Linked DNA regions of Mus musculus: region 2 is linked to region 1. The links are chromatin loops, found by intact Hi-C in ENCODE. Cell type or tissue: heart. All regions are shown on one strand.

Evidence for each region. A loop is a pair of places that touch in the nucleus more often than their neighbours do. Peaks named below come from ENCODE experiments on the same cell type or tissue, not always from the same donor. Only the 100,000 strongest peaks of a DNase experiment are listed, where the experiment ranks them.
Region 2: it touches region 1 in a loop (5-fold over the local background); 9 of 42 quality-filtered maps call a loop at or near these places.

Annotation. Positions count from the first base shown.
Region 1 is chr7:109,166,750-109,174,749 of GRCm38, forward strand. The region is part of intron 1 of Lmo1 (LIM domain only 1); the gene reads right to left. Among named protein-coding and RNA genes, the nearest start is that of Lmo1, 4.5 kb to the right of the region's middle. In heart, a CTCF peak has its summit at 3,895 (motif pointing left); a DNase peak (open chromatin) is centred at 3,882; H3K4me3 peaks cover 2,280 bases; H3K27ac peaks cover 954 bases; H3K27me3 peaks cover 6,968 bases.
Region 2 is chr7:109,095,094-109,103,093 of GRCm38, forward strand. No RefSeq gene overlaps it. Among named protein-coding and RNA genes, the nearest start is that of Ric3, 16 kb to the left of the region's middle. In heart, a CTCF peak has its summit at 3,622 (motif pointing right); no DNase peak of the experiment used is centred here.

The DNA of each region.
Region 1 (8,000 bases):
AGGCCCTGCTGGCAGCAACCGCACAGACAAACTGAGTCAGCTGTGAGGCTGTGTTCCTAGCAGTCATTAACAATTGAAGACTCCACTGTCTGGTCCTCCCCAACCCAGCTTCCCTTCTCCTTAAGCATTTTTTACTTATTAAAAAATGTTCTGGGAATCATGTCTGCTGTTTAGTTCCACAATGTGCCTGCTGCTTCCTGTGGTCACCCAAGCCATCCTGCTGGGCTTTTACAGAGGCCTTTAGACCCAGACCAGCCCTGCTCCAGCATGCATTTGGGAACATGCTGGCATTCCCAGCTGGGTGCCCACAGCATCCTCTCTTGCCTAAGCCTTCACAGCTCAAGGTCTTACTCTTCAGCCTGGTCCCCACTGAGGGGGTGGAGTGGGGTGGGCATCACTTCTCCATCAGTAAAGGTCAAATTTGATTTGCAGGGTTCAGGGTAGGAGTTTCTTTGCTCCCCTGGGACTTCAGTCTCCTCTGCCCACACTTCAAGTCCATAGTCTGGTGCCAGCCCAAGCTGCAGGTGCCAGGGGATGGGCTCTCTTTCCAGGGGAGTTGGAGGAGCTCACCACCCCTTTTGCTGACAGGGAGACCCACAGCATTTAGAAAGCCTGAACCCTGAGTTCCAGTAAAGTGGAGATAGCTAGGCCAAGAGCAAGCGTCCAAATGAAAGCAATTAATCTTAAAACCCAAAGTTTAACCATTTGCAAAACAGATCTTTCTGTCTCTGTGGTGACCCTTCACTGCTCGACCTAATGGATCACTTTATTAATAATGCACTGTGCTTAAAAGCAAAAAAAAAAAAAAAAAAGATTTTTTTTTTCTGACGATTCAATACTTCAGAAAGTCTCTTAAACCCGTTGCTAGGGCAAAACGATTGATATTTTATTATCTTTCAGAAGTGCAACATGAAAGCCCCACAGCCCAGCAGAGCGAGGGCTTTGGTCCTCTGCAGCTGGCAGAGCCGACTTCAACCAGAAGAACCCAGCCTCTCTCAACAAGATGCTGTTGGGTACAAAAAAGGTGTTGGGGGAGACTAATGGGAGGCCTGAGGTCCTGCTGCTGCCAGACAATGGGTGCTCTGTGCAGCAGAGGAACACACCCTAGGGCCTAGGGCACCACATCTGCCATGCAGTTCAGAAGGCTGCATTCTGGTAGGGCAGAAGTGTGTATGAAGTTAGGCAGTAGGTGTGGAAAGGCAGGTGAGTGTAAACACAGCTTTTCTTCATTCCCCAATGCAGATGCCACCTTCAGGAACCCAGCCACCTGCTTTCCTTACATTGTCATGGACCCCAGAGACCAGTAGTACCATTCATTGGTGAAAGGCGCCATATTATTTTGCTGTACAGGTAAGAGATGAAGTGATGTCTTGAGCTCCCCTCTGTAGTTCTGGTGAAGACCATTGGGAATCATATGCCCAAGATCTCCAGTTACCCGGCAAGTATAAAGGCCTCCAGACATGCAGTCCCTTTAGCATGTCCCCAGAGCCCATACCATTCTAGGGCAGACCCTGGGAAGAGGTGGAAATGCCATCTTGCCAACAAATAGTTAATCTTCCTAGACTGATGGCTCCCTCATACAAAACTCAGGTCTTCTGGGTTCTTGGCTTAGACCTGGGGAGCTGGGCATGTGGGATAACTTTGGTTAAAGATGCACCCTGTTTTCCACATGCTTCTCGTAGTGACAGTCCCTGTAGATAACCAAGAGAGAGCTCTGGAGCTGGGCGAGAGTGATCTGAAGTAACACAGGATAAGGAATTACTGATGAAAACAGCCAAATCAATGGCTCTTCTCTCCCTGTCTGGCTTGACCCCAGACCTCATCTTCTACATAAAACAGGACCAGCCCAGTACTCTGATGGCCTCCTGGAACTCCAGGGTCTGTGAATAGAGGAGAATGTGCTGAAGATGCTGTTATCCTTCAGCCAGCCCAGAATCATCTAGATCCCCTTTTATCTCTTCCTTCACTCACGCCAAGAGCCTATCTTTGGGGACTATTCGGCCCTATGCCTTCCCTGCATACATCCACCCAGGTTGAACCTTTTAAAAGCCTTTTCCTTCTGATACCTCAGAAGATATAGTTAGTCCGGGACAGTTGCATGAGACAGCAACCAACTGAACACTGGTGTGACCTTGAACAAGTCACTTAAGTTTCCAGCGGTCGTCACGGCAACCACACCTCAGGGGACAGAAGGCACAAACCCAAAGGAGGATTCCTGGGGATGCCCCATTCATTACTCCTAGCCTTTCCAGTCCCCACCCAAATGGCATTAACAGGGGGCTTGCCAACAGTCTTGCCCACCTTTCCCTACAGCACCTACAGAACACACAGAGGACCCGAGGCATTCTGGGGCAGCCACTCCCTGGACCTGCTGCCTGTCTTAGGTCACAGGACACAGGCTGTATTTTACCTTCAAGACAGTTGGGATCCCCCCTACCTTTTAGGCTACTTAGTGCAAGGCACTCCCAGTAAAAATGACTTCAGAGTAGATCTATGAAACCAACTGCTAGTGGTCTACAGCCATGTGACCTCTCAGCTCCGAAGCCGTCTTGAATGCACCCAGGCTCTTGACCATACTTCCAGGTCACCCTCAAACCACTCTCTCTGAAGTGCTACTGGCCCATGGTGGGACAATTGCCTTGGCTCAAACTCCCGCCTTCACATTCAAGGAGACATGAGATAGAGGCCATCACAGGAGACGTCCCTCTCACCAAGTCATGCTGGTGGGCAGCTTTTCCCTGGAGGACCCAGTTGGCCTTCTCCTTTTGGGCTTGCATCCCGGCTTTTGCGCGGTCCTCCCGCGCTCTCGCTCGCCCCCAAGCTCTCTATCCAGTTCCTTTCTCCCTGAAGCTGCTGATTTGCTGGGCACTCAGTGCCTCTCGGGTTACGCGGCGGGCGCGGGGGTGATGGCTGCGGTGAGCAAGGAGCAGCCGCAGAGACCAAAAGCTCAGCGCCAAGCGCCAGGGCGCGGAGACCAGAGGGCACACTGAACCTCCACGCCGCCCCGCGGCGAATCTCCTCGCCCCGCCCGACTGTCCGGAGACCGAGAGACCAAGGGAGCGCGAGGCCAGGAGCTCGCCCACCCCACTCGGGTTCATCCTCCCTCCCCGGGCCGCCGGCTGGCTCCACAACCTGGCGTGGCCCCGCGTCTGTGTCCCTGGGTCCCGGTGCGTGGCATCCCGCGCGCCGCGGTGAAGGCGTTGGGGGCGTCGGGACCCCTGCCTGCCACCTACCGTCCTCCTTGTCCAGCACCATCATCTCGGGCGCTCCGTGTCCAGCCGCTGCTCGGCTCGGCCGGGAAAAGGGCGCCGACTCCGGGCGCGCTTCGGCTGGGCAGCCGGTCCTCCGGCAGCAAGCGGGCTCTAATTACCCGCTTGTCCGGCTCTTAACCTAGATTGCACTCAGCTAGAATTACATTCAGGAGTGAAGCACTTCGCAGATACAAAAGCAGTCTCACCTACTTTTGTGCCTCAGAATTGCAAGGAACTACGAACTGCAATTTAGAGAGAAAGAGAGAGAGGGAGAGGGAGAGAGAAGGGGGAAGAGAGGATCAGAGCCGTTTCTTTGATTCTCACCTTCTAAATGGCTCAATTTGCCCAGTATAATCTGTCTTAATGTAATTGCATTTGATAGCTCATAACCCTGGCTCTGGCAACGACACAGCTTTCAGCCTCATAAAGTGTTTTCCCCTCGGATTTAATCTGAATCTCAATCTGAAATTATATTCAAAGAGATGGGGGAATCTCGGCGGCCGTCTCCCGCTGCCTTTCTCCCTCAATGTATGAGGTTTGCACTCCTGCTACTGAATAAATGCACACATTTCCCGAGGCCCCCCTCCCTGCCGGGTTAATGGGGAGTGGAGACGCGCGGTTGCCCGGCTCTGCAGCGCCACCTGGAGGCCTCTCCGCTCCAGTTCGGCGAATGACTCCGATGGGTACCAAGGTTTCTTCCTGGTCTCCCATGTCACTCTGGTGGACGCTGCCTGCCCCACACCCTTCAACCTTGGTTTCTGTTTCCTCATAGGAAAGCTATTTCTCTAATCATGTCTTCTCTTTACCAGCTCTGCCTAGGGTTACTAGTCGATTCTATAGTTGTCTGGTAAAGTGAATTCCTTTGCAGGGTACAAAACTCCTGTGAGTCCTACAGTGACTGTCCCTGATCACAGCGGTGTCATGCTGCCCCCATTCCCACCATCCATCAACATCCTGATTCTGTGTGCAGAGGGAGAATCCTGTTTCAGCTTCTCTCTGAGCAAGCATAGCTGTTTGAAAGTGTTTTTTCGTCTGCAAATATTTATTGAGCATTTACTATGTACCACACACTATTCTAAGACACTGGATATAGCAGAAAAAATTCTGTTGTGGAGCTGACAATTCTTGCTCACACAGCAGGAAGGAAAACAGGTCCAGTGCCTCTCCTCCTAGACTCTGCTTCCCTGAAAAACCCTGTCCAGGCTGCCTACTCCAGGAAGGCCACCTACTTTAAAACCCCCAAGGGTGCCCTGCCCCCATCCCAGATATTCTAGAGCTCCAAAATGGGAGTGGAAATGATGACTTTCAGCTCAAGAAGGCTCAAGATAGAGATGTTAGGAGCTTGGTCCTGGCAGTTGCTTAGGACTTGGTATTGGCCAGGTGTAGGAAGCTGGGTCTCTTGCTGAGCTATCAGCTGGGAGTCTATCCATTTGTTGCCAATTAACAAAAGCCAGGCAGTGGTGGCCCACGTCTTTAATCCCAGCACTTGGGAGGCAGAGGCAGGCAGACTTCTGAGTTCAAGGCCAGCCTGGTCTATAGAGTGAGTTCTAAGATAGCCAGGGCTACACAGAGAAACCCTGTCTTTAAAAAAAAATAGATAGCAGCTCTGAAAAATCACTTCCTTTTTTGCCTCAGTTTCCCCATTTTGTTTTTTTGTTTTTTGTTTTTTTTAAACAAGGTTTCTCTGTGCAGCCCTGGCTGTCCTAGAACTCACTCCATAGATCAGGCTGGCCTTGAACTCACAAAGATCTGCCTGAGTCTGCTTCCCAAGTGCTGGGATTAAAGGTGTGTTACTAGTTCAGTTTCCCTATTTATGAACTAGTCACATCTGTTCTGGCTCTAAGGGTGCCACAGAAAAGCATGTGAAAGGTAACTGTGGTGCTCCAGAGACAATGTGGGGTGGGGCACTATCTCATACACAGGAGACCAAAAGGCAAGCATTGCCCTTTAGATCCTAGGAGCGGCACCCCATCCCCCATACTTTAAAGGAGGATGAGGTGGGGAGTGTAGCCCTTTCTCACTCCTAGGCAGGGAAGTCAGGCTTTGAGGAGACTGAAGAGCAGCTGTTTCTAATGAGATGCCTCATTCGCAGCTCAGAGGGTTTCGCTTTCCCCTTCATCTTGAATACTTAATCCTAATAGTCCTTGAGTATATTTGATGTTAAATATATCATTTTGCTCAGACTCACTGTCCCTCAGGACTGCAAGCTTGATCCCCTACCACTGCAGCCAGAGCTGTGCCCTCAAGGTGTGAGGGGAAGCTTCAGTGTTGCTGACCCCCTCAGCCCAACTGGTGCAGCCTCCCCCCCACCCCCTCCCCCACCCGCTAGGTGAGGGGGCCAATCAATGTAGCAAGTACAGGGCCTGGCAAGGGCAGTGCATTGAAGAATTATCTCTGGGTTATCTGGAGACATATGGTCTGTAGTCTTGCTCCTGATCCCCAGGGGCCTACATCCTGCTTTGGGGTCCTGACCCTGACCCACGACGACTCAGTCAGCTTGGATCACATTCCCACTCTTGCGTCTGAACCTCCACTCATGCCAGCATCCAAGATACCCAACAGGCAGCCACTTGGCCAGCATCCCTTTGAGGAGCCAGGATTCCTGCTTCCCAAGCCTGAGGCACAAGGCAGTGAGCTGCAGAAGCAGGCAGGGCATATGGGCAGGGAAGCGATGCTGTCTGTGAAGGCTGCTTGTCCCCACAGGTGGCTTCCTCTACACCCTAGCTATGAGCATGGCCCCCTAACTTGTTCTGAAGGGAGAACCCCAGAACTAAGTGGCAGTGCTGCCCAGCAAGTCTCCGGGTGCTTAGGAAGGGGCCAAATGTGAGCTTCACATGTAGGGTGGTCTCTCTTAAACTTATAGGTGGGCTGCACCCTCCTGTCTTCCTCCTCTCAGGCTTGCCCAGGTCCTGGGTGGAATCCTAAGATGCCCTGGGGCTGGAAGAGACAGTTTTCACTCCACACATTCCACAGGTGGTGAACGAGCCATCTCACTTCAACACACCAAAAGTGCTCCAAAATGCCCTCCAAATGCCTCTGGGGACATCCAGGGGACACCAGTTGATCAGTCCCCAAAGTTTCTAGGAAGAGAATGGGGGTGGCTGCCTTACACATTTCTGAACAGGTCCCAGCAGCTCATCCTTGTACCTGGCAGAAACATCCAAAGAAAAGGGTTCCTGCATTGGGGGTGGGGGACAGTTTCACTGGATGCCTAAGGGCCCAGGCAGGCTAGATTAATCCAGAGATCTTCAGAGGCTGGCCAACATGCCGGAGCCCCGAGGGCCTTTCTTGAAGCACAGTGACGTTATCTCCAAGATGGGGTTACACACTGACCAAGTGGTTACTAGAGAGGTATTCAGGGGTGACAAGGGTCCTTTCCCTGTGCACGTGGCAGCCACAGGACAGAGTAAAGCATCATTTGCCGTGCCATCAGAATGCCTGCTGGCCAGGTTCTGATGCTCTGCCTTTCCACTACACGCACAAAAGCAGCCAATGCACAGGAATTTGCAGCCAGCTTACAGTGGAGAAGTGCACCGTCGGCAAACTCCCTCTTTGGGAGTCTAGAGAGGCCTTCTCAGAAACTGCAGTCATAAACTGTTAGGCCTTAGAAAGGCCTAAGCCAAATCTGCACAAATCTACCCTGCCCCTCCATGAGAGCCACCCCACCCCTGTATACGAGCCCCTAAACAGCTAGGGGTTTAGAAGGACACAGGTCTGCCCTAAGACTCGGGGATTTCCTCTGCTACCAGACTTTCTATGCTAAAACAGACTGTCCTGAACAAGCCAGGACAATTGATCACTATAGGGGAAGATGGTAGGACAAGACAAGTAATTATTGGGACCAAAGAAGAGACCAGACAGACAGACCCTCTTCCTAGTGATTAGCAGCTCCCAACTCTAAATTTCGGAGTCTCCTTGTCCTACTATGTCATACTCTAGGCATGAATGTCCTCAGCCCAGAGGATGGTACAGAGATGACTTCTCCAGACAACTACAGTGCAGTTGGGGGGAGGGGGAGGGCGGGGGAGGGAATAGTCAGACCCAAGGGTAGACTTAGATTTTGTGAGACCCAAAGTTTACAGCAGTCTTAGGGGTCGGGGCTCCTTAAGAAAAGCAATATGATCCCAGCCTGGGCTGCAGAGCAAGACACTTAACTATCCTGGGTTCCCCCAACCCCAACCCACCTGGCCAAAAATGAGAGAAAATGAGATTCTTAATACAAACGGACCTGGTAGTCTGGTAGATCTGGTAACAGTAGGAGACCCTAAAGGCCCCAAACTTCTTGTCTAGTCCACCCATCTATCCTAACCAGCAGGATACTCACTAATGTAGTCTGGGTGAACTGATGGCATGCAACCTCCTAGCCCTGCAGAGGGCCAAGATAACACCACCCACCAAGTAGGCCCTGAAGTCTCAGTCCCCAGGTGCAAGGCTGGGCGGACCCAAGGACCAAACTATTTAGAATACACCTTCATCCGCCAAGTTCTCTGAGCACCCCTCTCGGGCTCCCTTTCACACTGCGGTATGGAAAAACATGAAAATACTCAAGGAGGCCCAGAGAGTGGCTGGCGGTGGGTACAACCACAACCGGGAAGCCCGCACCCCACGGGTTCTCTGTATGCTCCGGATGCCTGCAATGGGGCAAGAGCGAGAGAGAAAGTTCCCGGCTGCAGTGTGCCCAGCTAACAGGCTCCAGGATGCGCGCGGGGCGGGGGGGAGACTTCCTCATCCCGGCGAGGAACACGGGGC
Region 2 (8,000 bases), 72 kb before region 1:
GGATTTAGACTGCATTTATCAAGCTATATGTGGCTGGCTGTTTTTAAATGATGTTTCATAGCAACATGGAAACGACAGGCCTTTCTTCAATGTCTGTTCTTTATTTTATTTTCAAATATTTTAAGGATAAAACATATCCAGATATAGGATGTATTAAATTTGAATATATTAGCAACTTCTAATATCTGGTAATATGTTAACTCACTTTTTAAAAACAGAGCTTGAGAATAAAGAATCTTTTGCCACTTCCTTGAATTTCTTTGGGTTTCTTAGAATGTGCTCATAAAAGGTTGTTGTAAGGTGGCAGCTCTTGTTTGTCACTTTTATTTGTTTTTTGCTATTTTTGTTGTTGTTTTTAAAGATTTATTGATTTCATTTATATGAGTACACTGTAGCTGTCTTCAGACACACCAGAAGAGGGCATCGGATCCCATTTCAGATGGTTATGAGCTACCATGTGGTTGTTGGGAATTGGACTCAGGACCTCTGGAAGAGCAAGTAGCCAGTGCTCTTAACCACTGAGCCATCTCTCCAACCCCCATCACTTTTATTTGTGGTGAGGAATGCAAGCAGTTAGATAAATAGAGTAATGCACTGTTGTAAAAAAATGGAAACAAACAAAAACCAACCAGTTTTCTATTTCCATTCTTCTTCCTCTTTCTCTTTTTCTTCTTCCTTTCAACCCTTTTGAGACAAGGTTACACTCTGTATTTTTGGTTAGCCTAGAACTCACTACATAGACAGTCATCTGGGTATGGTGCTGTTCTCTTGTAATCCCAGGGCTGTGGAACCAGAGACAGGCAGTTCCTTAGGGTTTGCTGGCTAGCCAGCCTATCCTCTCAGTAAGCCCCAGCATAGTTATTGACTCTGTCTCTGAGCAAACAAAATCTGAGGCCTGGAACCTAAGGTTGCCAAGGTTGTCCTCTGGCTACCACTCATTCATGTTCACACACAAGTCTGTGCAACTATATTCAGATGTGGAGCCACACATACATGAGTGTACACACACACACACACACACACACACACACACACACACACACACACACACATCAAATAAAGCAATGTTTTATGCCTCTGTCCTCCTTGAATATGTAGGTGTCAATTTCCCTTGTTCATTCTTACAGCTGCATGGCACATCTGCTCAGCCCAATTTAAAAACTCAGGATCTGGTCAGAATTCCAGACTCTCTAAGCCCACTTAGGTGCAAATCTATAAATATGAGAGGTGCCCACCCTCTGGGCCCCACCAGGGCGTGTTGCATTTATTCCTGGCTTGCTTTGGTTCACACATCACACCCCATGGGGTTACCTGTTGGTTCCACAGATCCTTTGCCTTTGAACTTCTGTGGTCTCTGCATCTGCAGCCATGTGAGGCTCTCCTCCAGACTAGCTTGGATTCTGCTCAGATAGTCTGAAGTAGCTGCTGCTACAGACTAACCAATCATGGTCAGCTCAGGACAAGGATGTGAGGTTTGTTTCCCTGCAGATTATACTTTCTCTGCTTATTTTCCTTCTTTTCAAGTGCGTTTATGTATGTTGGCATGTTCATGCATGTGCAGGTGTCCTTGCACATGTGTAGGCCAGAGGACACTCTTGGGTATTGGTCGTAAGACACTAGCTACCTTTTTTTTTTTTTTTTTTTTTTAATGGTAACAGCTTTTTCTCATTGGCCCAGCACTTGCCAAGTAGGCCTTTATCTGCTCTCCAGTGCTGGGCATGACAAACTGTATCACCACACCCGGCTGAGTTAAAAACAACAACAACAACAAAACAGATTCTGGGGATTGGACTTGGGACCTCGTGTGTGTGTGTGTGTGTGTGTGTGTGTGTGTGTGTGTGTGTGTGTGTGTGTGTGTGAAGCACTTTACCAACTGAGCTATTACCTCCCCCTTTTTGTGTCCCTCTGAAGAGCTGAAGGTCAGATACACATTTTAGGAATGGGGGTGGGGTGTCTAGGTGGTCTCAGCCCTGAGCTAAGCACAATGAGGAATTTCTGCATCCTGCTGGGAACTCCAGGGAAGATGGAGACAAGATGCCACCACCACCACCACCACCACCATTTTCACAACTTTAGAACAATCTGGACTCTTGGACTTTTTCCTCAAGAGGGAGTGTGGGGATCCATATGATTTCTAATGTAAACAATATACAGTGACAGGATGTGAGCGAATAAAAGATGAGTAAACAAAAGCATGGGAATAAATAAGCCGCCCATCTCGGCCCTGTTCTAAGCTGCGAGGCAGATGGAGGAAGCATTCCAGCAGGACAGGATGACACAGTGGCTGCTGGTTCCTCCTCCCAGAAGCTCACACAGCCTCCCACCCCCAGTCCCCACCCTCGGAGTCCACTCTCTTCAGCAGAGCCTATTTTAGGGCCTGACCACTTCATGCTCTAACAGTCTGGTGCCCAAGAAAAGCAGGACAGATATTGCGAGATAGTGTGGCAACCTTCCTCTCTGCTGTCGCCCCAGAGGCTCAGTTTCCCTTGTCCAAGTGAGGGGATTAGACTAGATGATCTTAAGCCCTTTCACAGAGTTCCCATGGTCCCTCCTGTCAGGAATGCATCATATTTCTGACCCTCAGTTTTCCTATGTATAAAATATGCACTTCTGATGGGAAGTCTCAGGCTGCTTTCCCCCTCCTCTATCCCACTAGGTATTTTTGTGCTGGTGTGTGGAGGTATTGTGTCGATGTGTGGTATATACCTATCTGTGCATGTTCATATGTGAGCATGAAAATGTATGATCATGCTTGCTTGTATATGTGGATGCCAGAAGTCAACGTCAGTATCTTCTTCAATCAGTCTCCACCCATTTTTATTTTATTTTACTTTATTTTATTTTATTTTATTTTATTATTTTATTTTATTTAGACAAGGTCTCTCTCTGAACCTAGAGCTCTCTGATTCATCCAGACTGACCGACCAGTAAGCTCTAGCAGTCTTCCTAGATCCATCCCCTCCAGTGTTGGAATTACAGTCACATGCCACTTCACCTGACCTTTTACATTGGTGTTGGGGGTTTGAACTCAGGGCCTTGTGCTTGTGCAGGAAACATTTTGCTAACCTAGCCATCTACTAGGCTTTGACTTCCCTAATTTGTTCTCTCCGTTTGTATGCAGATACACAGAACCCCAACCACACTCCTTACTTCAAGGCAGCTTTGGACTTGTCTACCCTACTCTTCTGGGCCTGCAACCCTTGAGTAGACTAGAGGCAGTATATCCATATAGCACCACTCCAGACCTCCAGTAGGTGATCTCCCTTTGATCTCCCTTTCCCGTGCTCCCTGCCTGACAGAAGGCACCACCTCAACCCCAGACACATTTACCCAAAGCCTCCCTGCTGTATCCCTAAGCAATCCTATGGTTTGCTAAAACCCCAGCCTCTGGGCCTGCACCTCTGTGGTAGTACTGAGTCTATCTTAGGAGTAATTACCTAAAGGGGGGTGGCTGGGGAGCAGAACACAAGGGATAAAGGGATTGGTTCCCGCATGAGGTGTAGGGTAGCACTTGGGAAGCCAGAAGAGGCAAGCAGGCAAGGCAGCTAGTGAGAGGTAAATTCTGCCTTGGGCCTAATGTCACTGAGGCTTTGGGATCAGTCCTCTTGTCCCCCAGCAGATGGCAGTGTGTGAATAGTGATGGTTCGGGCTCTCTGGATGAGAATTTTGCAGGCTATAGAGCAGGAAGGGTCACTGCCCATCAAAGGGCATCGGTCAAATAGGGATCATTTGTCCTTTTATAGACTCACCCACTATGCATGTGCTCTGCTGCGAAGAGGCTTATCCAGGAGCAATGTGGTCAGCATGGCAAGCTTCTCCCCTTGCTCCAGATGCTCCTGCTCACCCTGCTGTGCCTTGTGCTCAGATTCATGAGGGTCTGGATGGGGCTCAGACTTGACCCCAAGTCCTCATGGTACCCACCAAGGAAGCTCACTGCTACCTGGCCAGCTCTGCTGCTGCAACTCTCTCAAGTTAAAGTTGCTTTGAGATAGCTCTCCCCAGGACATTCAACTCTATGTGGTGATCCTGCAGTAAAGGCAAGCCCAGCTGCACCGGCTAGTTTGAATTGTCAACTTGTAACACTCTAGAATCATCTGAGAAGAGAGTTTCAAGTATGGATTTCCTAGATGGACTTGGCCTGTGGGGGGGAGAGTCTTAATTACATTATGATTGTGGGAAGGCCCAGCCTAGACGTGGACCCTGAGTTTGGGGTCCTTGACTGTCTAAGAGTAGAGATGGAGAGATGAATAGAAAACATGCATTCGCTCATCTCTCTCTGTTCTTGACTGGATGTGACTACCTGCTTCATGTTCTTGGCTGCCATGACTTCCTCACAGCGATAGACTGTAACCTGAAGCTGTGAACTGAATAACCCTCACTCCCCTTAAAGCTGCTTTTGTCGGGGTGTTTTTTTTTAATCACAACAACAAAATGAAACTAGAACACAGCCCATGTCCACAATTGTTCCCCAAAGAATAGCACCTAGAATGCTAGCCCCTGCCCACCTCCACCTGCTGAGTCCTGGGTCCCCCCATCCCCTGACGCTTGAAATAGGATCTCCCACAAATGTCCTAGGATGCTTAACCCTCATTGTCAACTTGACTGATTTAGACTTCTTTATGAAACACCCCTCTGGTTATGTCTGTTACAGCATTTCCAAAGTAGTTTAACTGAGGAGGGAAGACCTACCTTGACCAGAGACAGCACCATCCCTTGGGACTGAATACAGAGCAGGTAAGAAGAAAGCTAGCTGAGCCCTCCATCCATCTCTCCCTGCTTCCTGAGTGCAGATACAAGGTGACTGGACATATCACACTCCAGCTGCTGTATTTTGTTCACCACGGAAGACTGTACTTTCTAAATCATAATCCACCATAGGAACAGAGGGTAAGGGAAATTTTCCTTAAGTTGGTCTTGCCATATGTTAACACAGCAGTGAGAGAAAGATAACTAATATAATCCCCACCCCACCCGGGTCTGGGATTCAGGATGTCAGGTTCAGGTTGAATCAACAGCTCTATTTAATCCAGAAGGAAGCAGCCAGTGGGATCCCAGATCTTAGACTAGCCTGGACCAAGAAGAGACACTCTAGCTTGTGCCTGCTCTCACCGTTGCCCCCAGGTATTGCTCCTTCGCAACTTTCAGATGCCCGTTGTAGCATCCTAGAGGTAGCTGGACTATGGAGTCAGACAGCTTCTGGCCTTCCCTTCTCGCCTTCACTTTGCTGCTCTCTGTGTAGCATGAATGATTTTGTCTGTGAGCCCCAGATTCCTCTTCTACAGGATGAGAATCTTAGACGTATACCACAAAAGTTGTGAGGCACTGGATGAGCCCCCACAGAGGGAAGCCGCAAAACTCATGAAGGGAGAAGGAAGAGTAGAAGGAAGGGTAGATTCCGAGGTTGGTCTGTTTCATGCCTCTTATTCCAGAACAGGCAGAGGGTGAGACTCTGGGGCAGTACTCCATCAGCACCACTAGTGTGGAAAACAGAAGAGTGATCATGGTAGCTATCCCTTGGTCACCCTCTAGGGACCTCTGAGAACTGGCTTTTTAGAGTGTGTGGGTTCTGGTTCTGCCATTGGCCCTGAGAAGTACTCAGGGTTGAGTTGATCCAGAGGGAATGTTGAAGATTGCATTACTTAAAGGATTTGTGATTGAAGTAAAGCTTGACAGATAATGAATGGCCAAAAATAGTGTGTGTGGGGGCTGAAGAGATGGCTCAGTGGTTAAGAGTCCTGGCTGTTCTTCCAGAGGACCTGGGTTCAATTCCCAACAGCCACATGATAGCGCACAACTGCCTGTAACTCCAATTGCAGGGGATCTAACACCTTCATACAGACTTACATGTAGGAAAAACACCAAAGAACATAAAATAAAATTAAATTAAAAAGTTATTTTTAAAAATAGTGCATGAATGCACACTGTTTTAGTGGCTGTACTTATCTTATAGGCTTTCCCAACTGGTTGGGAATCTTTTGAAATAGAAAGGAGGCAGGTAATAAGGGATCCAGTTCTTACACATCTTATTTCCTGATTCTGTCCAGCATCTGTGACCTGGGATACTCTTTTTAGTGAGCCCTGATTTCTCATTTAAAACTGGGACAGGGTGAACTTTATAGGGTTTTCTCACTCTGAGACCACTGGGTCCTAGTGGGAGAAGTTAGAAGCTGAGAACATGCATCTTCCTACCTGGTATAGAATGTAGGCCTTTGTAGGTGGCCACGGCTTCTCCTGGTGTGAACTGACAGCAGATGTTCAGAGAGTTTTCCACAGTGGGTAGAAGAGCGGAGTCATGGACAGGCTCAGGAGTGACTGTGAGCACTGAGGAGTTGGTGTATAGCTGTTTCTTGCTGGCCCTGGCTATATTTGTTCCCAGATCTGTCCTACCAAGACTCAGGGAGAAGACAGAGACGCTTCAGTGCTGGGATTCATCTGCCATTGGATCTATGAGGAGATATGGCTCTGTGTTACCTGGGGAGCTTTAACAAACAAGGGGTAGTATTATTTAGATTAACCCAAGTACAAGAGGTGAATAAGCAGAGAGTCTGAACATTTACAAACCAAGGACAGGACCCTGGCTGATTCCCAGTAGCTTGGATGAAAGCTGGTTTTCTGATCTTGGTGGCTGAAGGAACTCAGTAGCAGGTCTCACAGTCCTTGTTGTCCTGTCCTCCGCCCAATGAATCCGTAGCCCTTGTGTCTGCTACTCATCTGCTAGTCATCATTGCTCATAACTGTTCAGTTTCAGCTTGCCGTAACCTACTATGGCCCTTCAGGACTCAAACCCAGACCTTTACTGTAAGACCTTTGTAGATGCACCTACAACCATCTAGTCCACTATAAAATCTGTATTACTCACATTTTACCGTTAACAAGAGAAAGATGATAACCCACCATTTCCAGTCAGGTACCAGATTCCCATCCAATTAGCTGTGTTAGGAGACAACACAGTACACTTGCTGTCTGAAGAGGACATTAGGTTCCTTGATGACACACAAGGAGGCTATTACAATTTGAGCGACTGGTACATGTACAAGGGAGTCTAAGGGGACAAATGGGGCTGTGTTCTATTTGCAATACCTTGTCAAGACATGCTCTTTTGTTTAGGGCTCTATCAGCCCAGAGGGAGAAAGGGACAGCATTTTGCAGAAGAGAAATGGTCCTGTTATATATCAAGTACTGATCATAATCTCTTTATTACATAGGATAGTGCACCTTTATGTCTTCTCCATTCCATTCTGTATCTGCTAGCTTTTGCTGCATAATAAACCAAGCATCCCCTAAAGTTGTGACTTCTAATGATAACTATTATTTCTCATGAGTCTATGGGCTACTGTGTGACTCTGACAATTTGAGTCTTGTCTGGTTGATCTAGCCTTGGCTTTTTTGTGGGGACTCAAATAGGGGCAGAATGATCCAAGATTGCATCATACAATGGCTCAAAGTTTTAGAAATGAGCTGAATTTAAGTTAGACACTACAGATCCCCTACCAATTAGCAACCTAACTTGAACTTATAAACATGGCCTCTTGGAAAAGCCAAGGTCAAAACTTGTATAACATTCCTTGTCTTTTAGATCATTCTTCAAACCACTCTAGATTCAAAAGTTAGGAATCCTGACTAGGTGTTCCAAACCACACTACAAAAGGGAAAAGAAAAGATTAACATCAATCATATCTGCCACACACCACCAACTTGTTCATGTTGTCTCAGAGGTGGCTGAGGGGACTTAAGCCTAGGTCAAGGGAGCAGGAATGCAGGGGTCTGCTTCTAAGCTTTGTACATGGATCTGATATCCTGAGTTGAGATGCCAGCTGGATAATACATCATGGAGATCATTTCTCTAAATGTCCCTGTCTTTGCCCTCATGATTTATTGAACACAAATCCCCATAGTTAGAACCCCACCCTGAACCTTGTGTTCCCTAGATCACCTCTTAACCAGCATCAGGGAAGAAGCAGACGGTTCAGACAGCCATGGGAAGGGACCATGCCACGCTC